2 separate regions of the Mus musculus genome follow, and region 2 is linked to region 1. The links are chromatin contacts, found by Hi-C in ENCODE. All regions are on one chromosome and are shown on one strand. The core of a region is the stretch at or near the end of the contact, and the rest is flanking DNA. Distances in the headings are between cores, read along the strand shown.

Region 1 (5,948 bases), core at 446-2,945:
CAAAGCATAAAGTGTAAATTTTAAGCACATTTTAAAAAACAATTAAAAATATATGAACGGAGGGCTGAAGAGATGGCATAGGGGTTATGAGGCCTCGCTGCTCTTGGAGAAAACCTAGGTCAGGCCTCATTAGCTACTTCAGGAGGCTCACAACTGCCCGCAACTCTAGTCCTGTGAGATCCAATGCTATCTACTGATATACAGAGGTACCTGTACTCATATCCACATGGTCAGACACAGACACACACATTTATATACATATTCATGATAAAGTAACAACTATATATGTGTGTGTGTATGTGTGTATGAACTGATCTGCTTTTTAAATCTCTCTCTCTCTATCTATCTATTGCTTAGGTTTCAGGATGAGAAGGCAATGCCCAAGGCCTAAAGTAGAGCTTGGATCCTGGCAGCCCTAACAAGGCAGGCTGGACCACCCATCCTCAGTAGGCTAATTAAAGAGGAGGCAACAGTGAGAAGCACAGAAAGGGGGTGTATTCATGTGGCCCCATTGTGAATAGGAGCAAAGGGGCCCAATGGCACCCTAAATATATTTTTGAAGTCCTGACCAGAGGTTTAGGTTTAGAGGCCAAGAGGTATGCTATAACTAATCAGCCTGGGTTAGGGTGGTATAACACACTCGTTCCCCAGAGTGAAATTTCATGGCTTCATACTTCAGGCTTGTCCTTGAGACCTTGAGGAGAGGGTAGACATTGGTTCTATTGCCCCAGAAGCGGAATTTTTACAACACCCTACTGGAAGAACACTGATCCAGGAACAGGAGGAGGGAGCATGAAAAAAGAGGACAGGAAAACATAGGTACTCTATATTCATCTGACTGGCACCTGGCCTCAGATAACCCCAACTGGTGCCCCAGGAGCCCTATTTTAGGATTTGCAGGTGCAGTCTTGCACAGGTTATTTTAATCGGCATTTCCCCCTGAAACAGCAAAGCATTGCAAACTTAACCGTGCCGCAGCAATAACTCTTAAGTTATGGTTTCGGAAAAACCGTGCCACTGCCTCAGTGTTCATTAAGCAGGGAGACTGTAGAATGAATTATAATGATGTCCCCCAGTTTTTAAAGGACAGTTTGAGGGATACTGAAAAGGCAGGAGAAACAACCTTAGGTTGCGTATGAGGTGTTGCAGAAACGGCAGAGGAAGGGTATAAATTTTAAAAATAGAAAGCTTCTAGCGTTGAGCAAGATGCGGCGTTGTCGGTGTTTGATTTCTGGAGAGGGAGCCTACAGGTAGCTTCCTACAGGTCGCCACGCTAGTTTTGCTGACACTGAAAAAGCTGGGACCCTCTACCCTGCCTATTAGAGCAGCAGTGGCCCGCCCACCAGCCCCACCCTGCCCGCCTTCCGGAGCTTATCTCCGCTCGGGTTCCGCTTCTCCAGCCAGCTTCTGGCCCGGCCCCGCCTACCGGCCTGGCCCCTCCCACCTTCCGGCTCCACCCCCCCCCCCCCCCCCAGGCTCGCAGCCTGGCCCCACCTCTGGACTTCCCCAATCCTCTGTCGCCCTCGCCATTGGTCTCTGGCTGGCCGCCTGGCCCAATCGCAGCACTTAGCGCCAGAATTTGAACCGCCGTTTTGGTTTGAATCGGGCGGGCTGCGGCGGGCGAGCCTTGGCGCGGAACCGCCTAGGCGGACAGTCGGGGCTGGACGGGGCGGCGGGTGGCGGGTGGCGGGCACTTGGGACGCGGGCGGCGGGAGTGCGGGTCTGGTCGGGGCGGAGCGAAGGCCGCGGGTGGCCGTGGTCGGTCCTCCGCGGCTAAGGAGCCGAGGGCTCCGACGCGGGCTGCGCCCGGTGAGCGGCGGCCAGAGCTAACTTGCGCTGACTGGACCAGCTGAGGAGCGGCCCGGCGGGGCGACTGCGAGCTTCACCGAGAGGCTTCTCCGCCCTGGTCCGCAGTCCCGACGGCCGGGCGGACCATGGCGTCCTCGGCTCACCTGGTCACCATCAAGCGGAGCGGCGATGACGGCGCACACTTCCCGCTGAGCCTCAGCTCCTGCCTGTTTGGAAGGTGAGTGCGCGCCGGGGCTGAGGTGACCCGGGGCGGCGACCCCGCGGCCCAACCCCCCTCTGCGTTTGACAGGGTTGTCCCTGTGGCTTGTTCGGAAGTCACGCTCATGCATTGGGAGCTTCCAAATGGAATCGGGATTTTACACTCGGTAGACGCGAGGCTGACGTCGGTGTCCCGCAACTTCCGCACTGTCGTTCTCAGGCAGCCGGCTGTGGCTCTGGATGTTTCGGGAAACATCAGATAGGAGAACCCTGCTCGGGTGCTCTGGGAGAGTCCCCTCTCACCCTCCCCCGTCGGTCGGATGGCAATCTTCCCTGAGGCCTTCCAGGCAGTGGCTGGTGTTGCCACTTCTGCAAACGTTGACCCTTATGGCTTTCTGCCGCGTTTGAAATGTTACTTGAGAGGATGCTTTTAAGAAAACTCGTCTTTCCTAACACCATGCAGATTGGTGACTAGGTTTTAGATTGTTTTGTTTGTCTCCCAGTAGATTAAATTCCAAGACAAGGTCTGCCTTGTTAATGGTTACATCTCTAGGGTCCCATATGGCGACTGACACTTAAGATCAATCAGTGTGTGGCACAGGATGAGTGGTAGGAAGATGGCGATCTGGCAAGAATGGTAGTTCTCAGACATTTGACAAAGTCTGGTGACAGATTTTCATGTCACCCTGGGAGAGGTGCCTGCCGTTAGTTAGTACTGCTGAGTAAGGACAGAGACATGGTGTATTTGACAGTCGAGGAAGTATCTGGTCCAGAATGTCTGTGGTCTTTTGTATCTAGTATGGATTGTGGTGATCTTTTTGCTCCGTAAAACGGGGTTCGAACATATGGTCTTTCTGCCTGGTGTTTTGAAACCCAAAACCTCTGTTTTCTTGAGAGTAAGAACTTCCTGTCAGAGTAAAGAACTTTCTATAACTTTGTTGTTGTTTAAAAGAAGAGAGTACAAATTCTTGTCACAAGTGTCATTCATTTTGATTATTCTGCAATATTACTTAAATATACTTTTAACAAGTTTAAAAAAATTTAAATCAATTTGCATTTGGTTATGTGGTATTTATTGTAAGAGGTATGCTTAGACTCCAGAGGTTCATAGGAAAGCAGACAGTATATAGAGTATAGTCTGGCTTTTAAAGTTCACGATGGAGCTACCAGCGAAAGTCCTGGTTTGTGGCTGGATTAGAATTGTCCCTTCTGTGCTGTGCCACCACAATGCTAGCTTTCCAGAAAGACATTCTAATCTAGATACTGATTGTGGATTAGTGTTTGTGTTGTGAAGACATCTGAGTCTGTCAACTCGGTGTCGTTCTAAAATGACTCGCATAGATTAGCTGTGTGCCCCATACCCAAGTGATATATACAACTATAGCTGAATAGCAACATGGGTGCTGGTATAGATCTTTTGTGTATGAAGAAACTGAGGCATTGATTAGCCACAGCACATTTTATGCTAGTAGTCTTCTGTGTCCTTAAACACCCATATTGTTATAAACACATTACAAAGGTCTTCTAAGCTGGGTAGTGGTGGCACCCGCCTTTAGTCCCAGCATTTGGGAGGCAGAGGCAGGTGAATTTCAGAGTTGGAGGACAGCCTGGTCTACAAAGTGAGTTCCAGAACAACAGGGCTACACAGAGAAACCCTGTCTTGAAAAAAAAATCAAAAAGCCAACCAACCAAACAACCAACCAAACAAAAAAACCCAAAGTTCTCCTAAACTGACAGAAAGTTCTCTTTTATTTGTGTCTTGTAATTATAACTACTTACATGAAAAGTAATTGTGTGTGCTAGTATTTTCTAATATAATTATTCTGAAGTACTAGAAGTCTCCATCTTTTATGGTTTCATAGGCAGTACTTGTGAACATTGCCCTGCCCCTCATATCTTGTCAGTCCTTGTGTCGTTACACTTATAATATAAACATACTAGTCAAATTCTGCTAATATTTTGAAAACTTGAGGGTTTCTTTTTTTTTGTTGCATACCCTCATAAATCCCTTACTTTTTTGTATTAAGGAGTATTGAATGTGACATTCGTATCCAGCTGCCTGTAGTGTCAAAAAGACATTGCAAAATTGAAGTCAAAGAGCAAGAGGTAAGTTGGCTTTGGAAATCAACTCTTAAAGCTTTTGAAGGTGACTTGAAGCAAGTCCTTAGTGTTTGCCTCTCCTCTCTCCTCGTAGGCAATATTATATAATTTCAGTTCTACCAATCCAACTCAAGTAAACGGGGTTACTATAGATGAGCCTGTGAGGCTGAGACATGGAGACATAATAACCATCATTGACCGCTCCTTTAGGTGAGTGAAAGCCAACTGGATGAGTTCTGAACACTGTGCTTTCGTTAATCACAAACTAGTACCATGGTTTGATCCTTTTTTGGTGTTGGTGGATGTTAGAAATGTCTCACTCTGTGTGTGTGTGTGTGTGTGTGTGTGTGTGTGTGTGTGTGAGCGCACACATACATGTCCATGCAGGTGCTTGGGCCTGGGCCTGTGGAGAATAGAGGACAAGCTCAGATGTGGTCCTCGGGATCTGGGTCAGTTTTCCCCCCCTTTTTGATCAGGGTCTCTTAACAGGCCTAGGATTCACCAAGTAACGGGCGAGATTGGCTAGACACCCGAGCCCGGGGCCCTCCTGTCTTTGCTTTCCCAGTGTTGATGGCGCATCTTAAAGTTCCTAGCTCCTAGTCCCTTTGAGAGAGTGTGTTTGGCCCTTAAAGAACAATTTTGTTATACTGAGGCAATTGGGCTGCATCCTAACTTAGGACTAATGTCATTATAATAAGGAAAGATTAGCATACAGGGGAGCAAGTGAGTGAAGGAAAGTGCTGTGTAAGAGACAGAAAGAAGGCGGCCGGTCCAGGAGACCCAGAGGAGCCATTCCTACAGATGCCTTGGACTTGGCCTTCCAGCCAGAATTGTGAGCAGCAAATTTCTGTTGTTTAAGGTACTCTGTCTGTGTTTTAATTATTGGAGTCCTAGCCGACTAATACACCACAGCCAAGTCACAAGGGAAACTTCTGCAACTCTGTGTGTGTGTGTCCAGCCTCTCTAATCACAACTTTTTTCTTAGTAAGCCTCCATGGTGGCTGTAAAAGACAGGTATCTTTGGAGACTTGCTACGTGCTTGTGGGTGTTAGTGGCATTTTAATAAGGGTGTTGCTGTGTTTTTCTTTTAACCTAGCTAGTTCCCAAATAATTGTAACTGGGCTATTTATTATATTTATTTAACAAGCTTTAAGGGCCAACAACTGAGCAATATTACTCTATTTTAATCCTTTATGCTAATCTGGCTACCACCCAGCCAAAATCTCTGTGATATTTGCATTTTAGTACTGACTTGAGTCTCTGGGCTCCAGGTGTTTCTCATGGTGTCTCTTTAGATTCTCAGGTTGTCTAATCTTCACCTATCCCTTCCCTCCCCTCCCCTCCCCTCCCCTCCCCCCCTCCCCTCCCCTCCCCTCCCCTCTCCTCCCTTTTCTCTCTTTCTCCCTTCTCTTTTCCCCTGGCTAGATGGAAGTTCAGCCCTGTTCTCTCCCCTTCTCAGTCACTGGCTGATCATCTAGCTTTGTTGACCAATTGGGGAAATAAGTGGGGAACATTGCTTACACAACATAGAGACAGGAGATTCTTAGAATAAGGTTTGCAACCAGAAATGGGGGCACAGAAGTCAGCATTGGAATAATACAAGGATATCTTTACACAGGGCACAATAACATTATGCCTACATGTGGGCCTCTAAGCACTATAGTTACCATAAAGCTTTGTGTGCTTATGTCTGACTAATGTTCTTGTGTGTGTGTGGTTTATAGCATGTTTGGTGTCTTTGGCTTGTTTCTTCTCACAATATAGGTATTTCATTAACATAGCACTGTATATCCTATAACATGTAAGAGTATTCACAATTTATTCATCCTTGATTGAGAATT
Region 2 (6,405 bases), core at 387-2,886, 3.2 Mb before region 1:
CCTAACCCCTTCAAATCCACATTTTCGTTTTTCCTTTTCTTAGTAGACTGGTGTAGAGAATTCCCAGACCCTTCTCTTTCCCTTTGTCATTCAGGCACACATATCTATGCAAGCTGGGGATTGAACCCTTGGATTTGCTGGACACGGAGGCTATCACCAAGCAGGACCACAGCTGTTTCTTGCTGGACACAGAGTCTGTCACCAAGCAGGACCACAGCTGTTTTTTTCTTGCTAGGTGTGGTAGTATGTCTGTAATCCCAGCACCTGGGGGGTTGAGACAAAGGTTTGGTGTCTGTAGCAGAGAATCTGTTTATTGTTCTGAAGGCCCTAGGCTAGAGCTCCGAGCACTGTAAGAAAGCAAGCTTTCAGTTAAGAGTGGTGGAACCACTGGGAAGCTGGGGCAGGAAAAAAAGTTTAAGACCAGAGTAGGTTACAAAGCGAATCTGTCTAAAAAAAGACATCAGATTCAGTCTGGTGACATGGCTCAGCTGCAGTGAACTTGCATGTGCAAGGCCCTCGTATAACCTTAGCACTCCAAACAAAACAAACGGAAATCAAGGCTGCATAGCTATAATCCCAGCTCTCAGGAGGCGAAAGCAGTAGGATCGGAAATTCAAGGTTAGCTTTTGCTACACAGCCAATTCAAAGCCAGCCTCGGTTATGACATTGTCTGGGAAAAAACAAAACACCAAATGAAGCTGCTTCTAGTGACCTGACCCACTGCTACTAAGATAGCTTCTTTTGAGGTTCACAAGCCCCTTCTCTATCCCAGAACTGTATCAAGAGGGAATTCCAACCTCCAAGTACAGAGAAGCTACTGGGTAGGTTACAGGGAGGATGCAGAATCCTCAAAACTGGCCCTCCAAAGGTCTCTCCAACCGTTCCTGTCCAAAAATGCCGTCCTTTCTCGCATGCAGCATACCACAGCACTACCCAACTCGCCATTGATGCTGCAGTAGAATACTGGCAAATTTTTTGTTTTGCTTTGTTGTAAACAGCTTCATACAGTGCAGCCCAGCCTGGCCACGAACCAGGGCTGGGACTAGAGTTATACATAAGCACTCCCGGACTGCATTTTTCTTAAAGATGCAACCTAAAAAACTATCTGTAAGCGTGCATAGAGACAGCGAGACCATGTGTGCTCCCATTGCTGGCGCTCGCAGGTTCCGGAGGAGATTGGGGAACTATGGGTCAACCGCGAGCAGGAGGGGCAAACTCAGCACCCAAGGCCAGACGCCCAAAAACCTGGCCGCACGTCCTCATGCCACGCCTATCTCGGAGCCCGCCCACGTCTGCCCACCTCCAGCCTGGCTTCAAGACCCGCCTCTTGGCCTCTGCAATGCGCGCACCTCGGAGTCCCAAGGCTCAGACCTCGAGCCCCGCCCCCAGACTCTTCCCTACCCGCCTAGGTCCCAGTTACTCCAGCCTCAGGCACAGCCCCCGGTCCACTTCTGCATTAGACCTTAAAAACAGCCGCCCTCCCGCGCACTCCTGCCTCAGGCCCCGCCCATGCCGGCGCACGCGCCGCACGTGCCACACGCTCCCCCGCGTTCCTCCCCCACCTGCAGGCCCCGCCCCCCAGCCAATGGGCTCCGCCGCCGCGTGCGTCCCGCCCCGCCCCGCCCCTTGTCCCTCAGTCCAGTGTCGCCTGGCCTCAGAACTGAGCGGCGCAGGCTGCCCCTGCTACCTCTCGGTGACCGCCTCCCAGGCCTGTCGCAGTTGGGTTCGGGCTCCTTTGCCGAGCCACCATGTCGCAGAGCGGGGAGGAGAACCTGCAGGGTGAGGCAGTGGGCCGAGAGGGGCCGCGGAGGCGGTAGGGTCGCGGGCTGGGGTGCGGTGAGTGGAGGCCGCGATGCAGTTCGGTGCAGCCGGGGCTGGGTGGTGAGCCTCGGGGCATCTTACAGACAGTACCTTCACAGGCAGGCCGGGTCTTTCTTTCCTGCTCTGTTCTTCACACTGTCATAGTTCTGTATTTTCAGACTCTGTAGGTCAGGGGAGCCTCGAACTCTGCGATCCTCCTTCCTCAGCTTCCCGAGTAGCTCAGATTTCAGGCCCTTGGCGTCCCCTTGTTCAGAGTTGCTTAAGTGAGTTAGAGGTTGCAGTTGAATTTTCAGTGCTTTGATTGAAGTCATTAATATTTATGACTGTAGTGCCTTTCACTTTTCCTACTTGGTACTGGGGACAGAACCAGATCTGAACGTGCTGGGTAAGTGCTCATTTCCCGAGCAACACTACCAGTTTTCATTTTATTGCTTTAAGACATACTGGTCTTGAACTTGTGATCCTCCTGGTTCAGCCTCTAGAGTAGCTGGAATTTGGAATTAACAGGCTTTGCCGCTGTGTCCCCTCTCCCCCAATCTTTACCCCTGGCTTGCTTTGTTGCCACTTCCTGATGGAAGAGGAGGATACAGGGTTTCAGACCTCTGTCAGGTTTTAGAGTTAAGAGGTGGGATAGCCGCACAGTGGTGGCACAAACCTTTTATCCCAGCAATCAGGAGGCAGAGGCAGGGGGATTTCTGTAAATTCGAGGCCAACCTGGTCTACAGAGTGAATTTCAGGACAGCCAAGTCTACAAAGAGAAAAACAGAGAGGGGGTATGGCTGGAGGTAGTGTGGAAGAGAGCTACAACAGCTCAAAAGGAGGGTAAAGTGCTTATAATTTAGTTCAGTAGGCTCACTGCAAGCAGTGAAGTAGATTGTAGGTTAAAATGGAAGTGAGGCTGGGTGTGGTGACACACCTAAAATCCCATCATGGGGTGGGTGAAGTTGAGTCTTGACAAATTCCAGGTTAGCCTGGACTACACAGTCGTACCAGGCTAGTTCGGGGCTCTGTAGCCAGACCCTGTCTCACAAATAACAGAAAGGCTCTCCCAGCATCAGCCTTTACAGACTGTTAGCACTGCGCAGACAGCTGCTAGTTTTGCAAGGCCAGCCTGGGTGCTATGTGCCATTGTCCATTTCTGAGAGCTACCTGGTGGGCCTGAGTTGAGTCTGAGTTGAGTCTCAGGCCCTGAGACTGGAGGAGGATCCTGTTGACCTTTGTACTCTCTGAAGCAAGAGTTCACCAGGTAAAACGCATGTCAGTAAACGTGAGAGAGAGGCTTTCCAAACCTTTAAAATGAATGCTTTAGTGTCAACTCCCCTCCCCCCCCCCAGGCAGGGTCTCACTCTCAGTGAACTCCCAGAGATCTGCCTGCCTCCACCTCCCTAGTGCTGGGATTAAAGGTGTGGGCCACAGTACCCACTTTAGTGTGAAGACGTGGTTTCTCTGTATAGCTCTGGCTGTCCTAGAACTTGTGTAGACTATGCTGTCCAGAGATTCTGTGTCCTGGAGTACTGGAATAGGGTAACTCAGAGCAGTGTTGTGTTAAAAGAGTTTTTAAAAAGCTTGCATTCAGAGACACTGAGTTAGCTGAATTTATTACCCTAAACGAGATTTTAGTAGGCAGAATTTAATCAGCCTAACACATTACAGAATCTGTATTTTCAAACTACAGCCACATTAAAAAAAAAATCTCGTAATTCAGGTTTTATTCCCTAATGTCAAACGTCAAACAGTTGGAATTTTTTGATTGAGAAGTTTTTTTGTCTTTTCTCTTAAGAGATCAAGTGATGTTTTGTGTAAAGTCACTTTCGTAGCTAGTTGAAATTTGATTTCTGACACTATGCTGTTAAGACTTCATCTAGGGGAGTTTCTGAGTATTCCTGAGAGGTCTCGGTTAACATACACTCAGCTGACATGCACGCCAGACTGCTGAGTCATTGGCAGAAGGGGGTTGTCATTAGACGTTTCAAGGGTTAAGGTTTTGTGTTTTTCTCTTTTACTTATTCTATAAAAAGATGGTTACGGTGTGGAAACTCAGGCTAAGGATTTGGGCCATTGTTTGGGGTGTACGTGCAGCTCAGCACTGGCTCACTGTCTAGCTCAGGGTAGGAGGGGTCACTTAGTCACATGGGTTATCTCAGCTGCCCTATGAAATGTGAATCCCAGCTTGGAGTCAGAGCTGAGGCAGCTCCTCTGTTTGCCGCTTCGTGTTTACTTCTGAGGCTGAGAGCTGTGGAAGCCTTGTTGGTAGGTGGGACAGCAAATATTCCCCATAGCAACCTCTGGGACCAGCGTTACTGAAGGCGTTACCCACAACACTGATTGGTTCTGTTCCCTTTTTACCTCTGCTCCATCTTATTGAAAGGTGTTTAGGAGCAGGGCTTTTCTGTATGACTTCTGGCATGCTGGAGGAGAGATAAGTATTGTGATATTTCTGTGCCTTGGTTGCTGCCCTTTCCTGAAAGGTCCACTGTATAGATTTAATAAGTCTTCACTTAGCTAGCTGCCCTGTCTGCAACTGGTTCTGATGAGTGGTTCTGTTGGTTATAGGCAAACTATCAAGGACAGACTTGCATGAAGAGAAAACATGGATACACTGAAGGGGTTTCTCCTTGGCTCTAGCCTCTGTAAATAGTCCTAGTGAGATCCAGAGGTTAAGTGGAACTAAGGATGGCTACTTCAGTTAAGGACCTGGCACAGACTGCTCAGCACCAGAGGGGTACCTGGAGCCACCTGACTCAGGATGTATCAGACAGGCACAGCCTAGCAATAGGCAGAGAGATAAGTTCACTCGTCTTAGAATCCAGTAGGTACAGAGATGATGCAAGCCTCTGATCCTAGTGTTTGGGAGATGGAGGCAGGAAGATCAGGAGTTTAACACCAGCCTGCATGAGACACTTCCAATAAAATGCACATTTGTGTATGTGACTGAAAAGGAAGCCAGTAGTCTAGGTTATGTACTAGGCAGATTCAGTTCGGAACCATTTGCCAACTTCCTAAGTTAACCCAAGGGGCTGTTTAGGTGTGGAGACAGCAATGGCTGCTTCTGGAGAAGTCCTGTGTGGTTTGGGGCAGTGCTTCCCCCAGACTTGGTGCCCCCTTGCTTGGCTTTCTGGGAATGCTATAGCATCGTTCTCCTGTGGCATTATGTTCCTGTGTGGAGGTTGTGTGGGTGCCTGCTCCCTTCTGAGGACTGCTAGCTAGCTCTGGCTGGGTGCTGTCCCTGCTTGAGCTTATCAGCATATTTGCTTGGCTCTCTAACTCTGTTTTCAAGTTGGCCTCAGCTTCTGGAAAACTATGGGAAAGACAACGAAGGTGATTCTCCTTCCATAGCCATGATTGAGACGTGGACATGAGAATAGGGACCCTGTGTTTCTCTGCATGGGGCTCTTTTGGGTATAGTTATTGTTAGGCATTGACAGTCTACACGTTTGCCTTGGGATATAGAGGGTAATACAGAGAAGGGACTCACTCCCAGGGTTGTCATTCTATAAGCAGTTTGGAAAGCAGAATGGTAGAGCAGTCCTCTAATCTCTGTACTCCAGAGTCTGACTGAGGTAAAGATAAGCTTTTTTTGGGCTGGAGAGATGGCTCAGCAGTTAAGAGTACTGACTGCTTGCTCTTCCAATGGTCCTGAGTTCAATTCCCAGCAACCACATGGTGGCTCACAACCATCTGTAATGAGATCTGGTGCCCTCTTCTGGTGTCTGAAGACAGCTACAGTGTACTTACATATAATAAATAAATAAATAAATAAATAAATAAATAAATCTTTTTTAAAAAGATAACCTTTTTTTTAGTTAAAACAATTTTTGAGGTGGTTTTATATATCCTAAGCTAGACTTTTTAACCTAGTAAGTAGCCAAGGATGACTTTAAACTTTGATTCTTTTCTCACCATCTAGAGCACTAGAATGACAGACATGCGCCAGCTCACCATTTATGTGATTCTATAAACCTCAGCCATAAATAAGCATGCCTACACGGGGCTGGATCTTCCTATATCAACTAACAGTCAAGATCGTGTTCCTATGGATAAACCCATAGGCCAGCCTCATCTAACTAGTTCCTCAGTAAGACTCACTTCCAATAGGCTTGGCAAGATAGCTAAGCGGGCAAAGGTTCTTGCTGCCAAACCTGTTGATCTGAGTTTGGTCCCTAGAAACCCACATGGTAGAAGGAGAGAGCCAGTCTTTGAAAGTTCAAATCAAATACTCCAGAAAGCCCTCTTTTCTCAGTTGTTTCTAAATTGTGTTAAGTTGACAAAACCAACTAGCACAATGGCCAACCTGGCTTATGGAGTGAGATTCTGTCTCCGAAGCCAAATGAAGGATTAGAGGGATGGCTCAGCAGTTAAGAACACTTGTTTACGACTGTAAGTTCTAATACACTCTAATACACTCTTCTGTCTAACTGGGCGCCACTTACATGGTACACAGCATATACTGCAGGGAAAACACTGCTACACATGAGAGCGCATTCTGCTTCCTAGGGGACCTGAGTTCAGTTCCCAGACATTCTACACTCAGGAGATGTATATAGGACTTGATGTGTATCTTGTTGGTGTAACTCAGAAGTGGGA

Evidence for each region. Hi-C counts contacts between places; a loop is a spot of excess contacts on that map.
Region 2: a loop to region 1 is called in a map of v-Abl transformed pro-B cells, with 5 times the contacts of the local background. The contact joins the promoter of Bnip3 here to the promoter of Mki67 in region 1. A Hi-C loop is called at or near these places in 2 of 37 maps with a recorded cell type or tissue (adrenal gland and v-Abl transformed pro-B cells).

What each region holds. Positions count from the first base shown.
Region 1 is chr7:135,712,126-135,718,073 of GRCm38, reverse strand. It overlaps Mki67 (antigen identified by monoclonal antibody Ki 67), which reads left to right and starts at 1,695. Exons shown (of 14, transcript NM_001081117.2): 1 at 1,695-2,026; 2 at 4,035-4,113; 3 at 4,202-4,317. The coding sequence starts at 1,935.
Region 2 is chr7:138,904,737-138,911,141 of GRCm38, reverse strand. Bnip3 (BCL2/adenovirus E1B interacting protein 3) reads left to right here and starts at 1,636. Exons shown (of 6, transcript NM_009760.4): 1 at 1,636-1,779. The coding sequence starts at 1,749.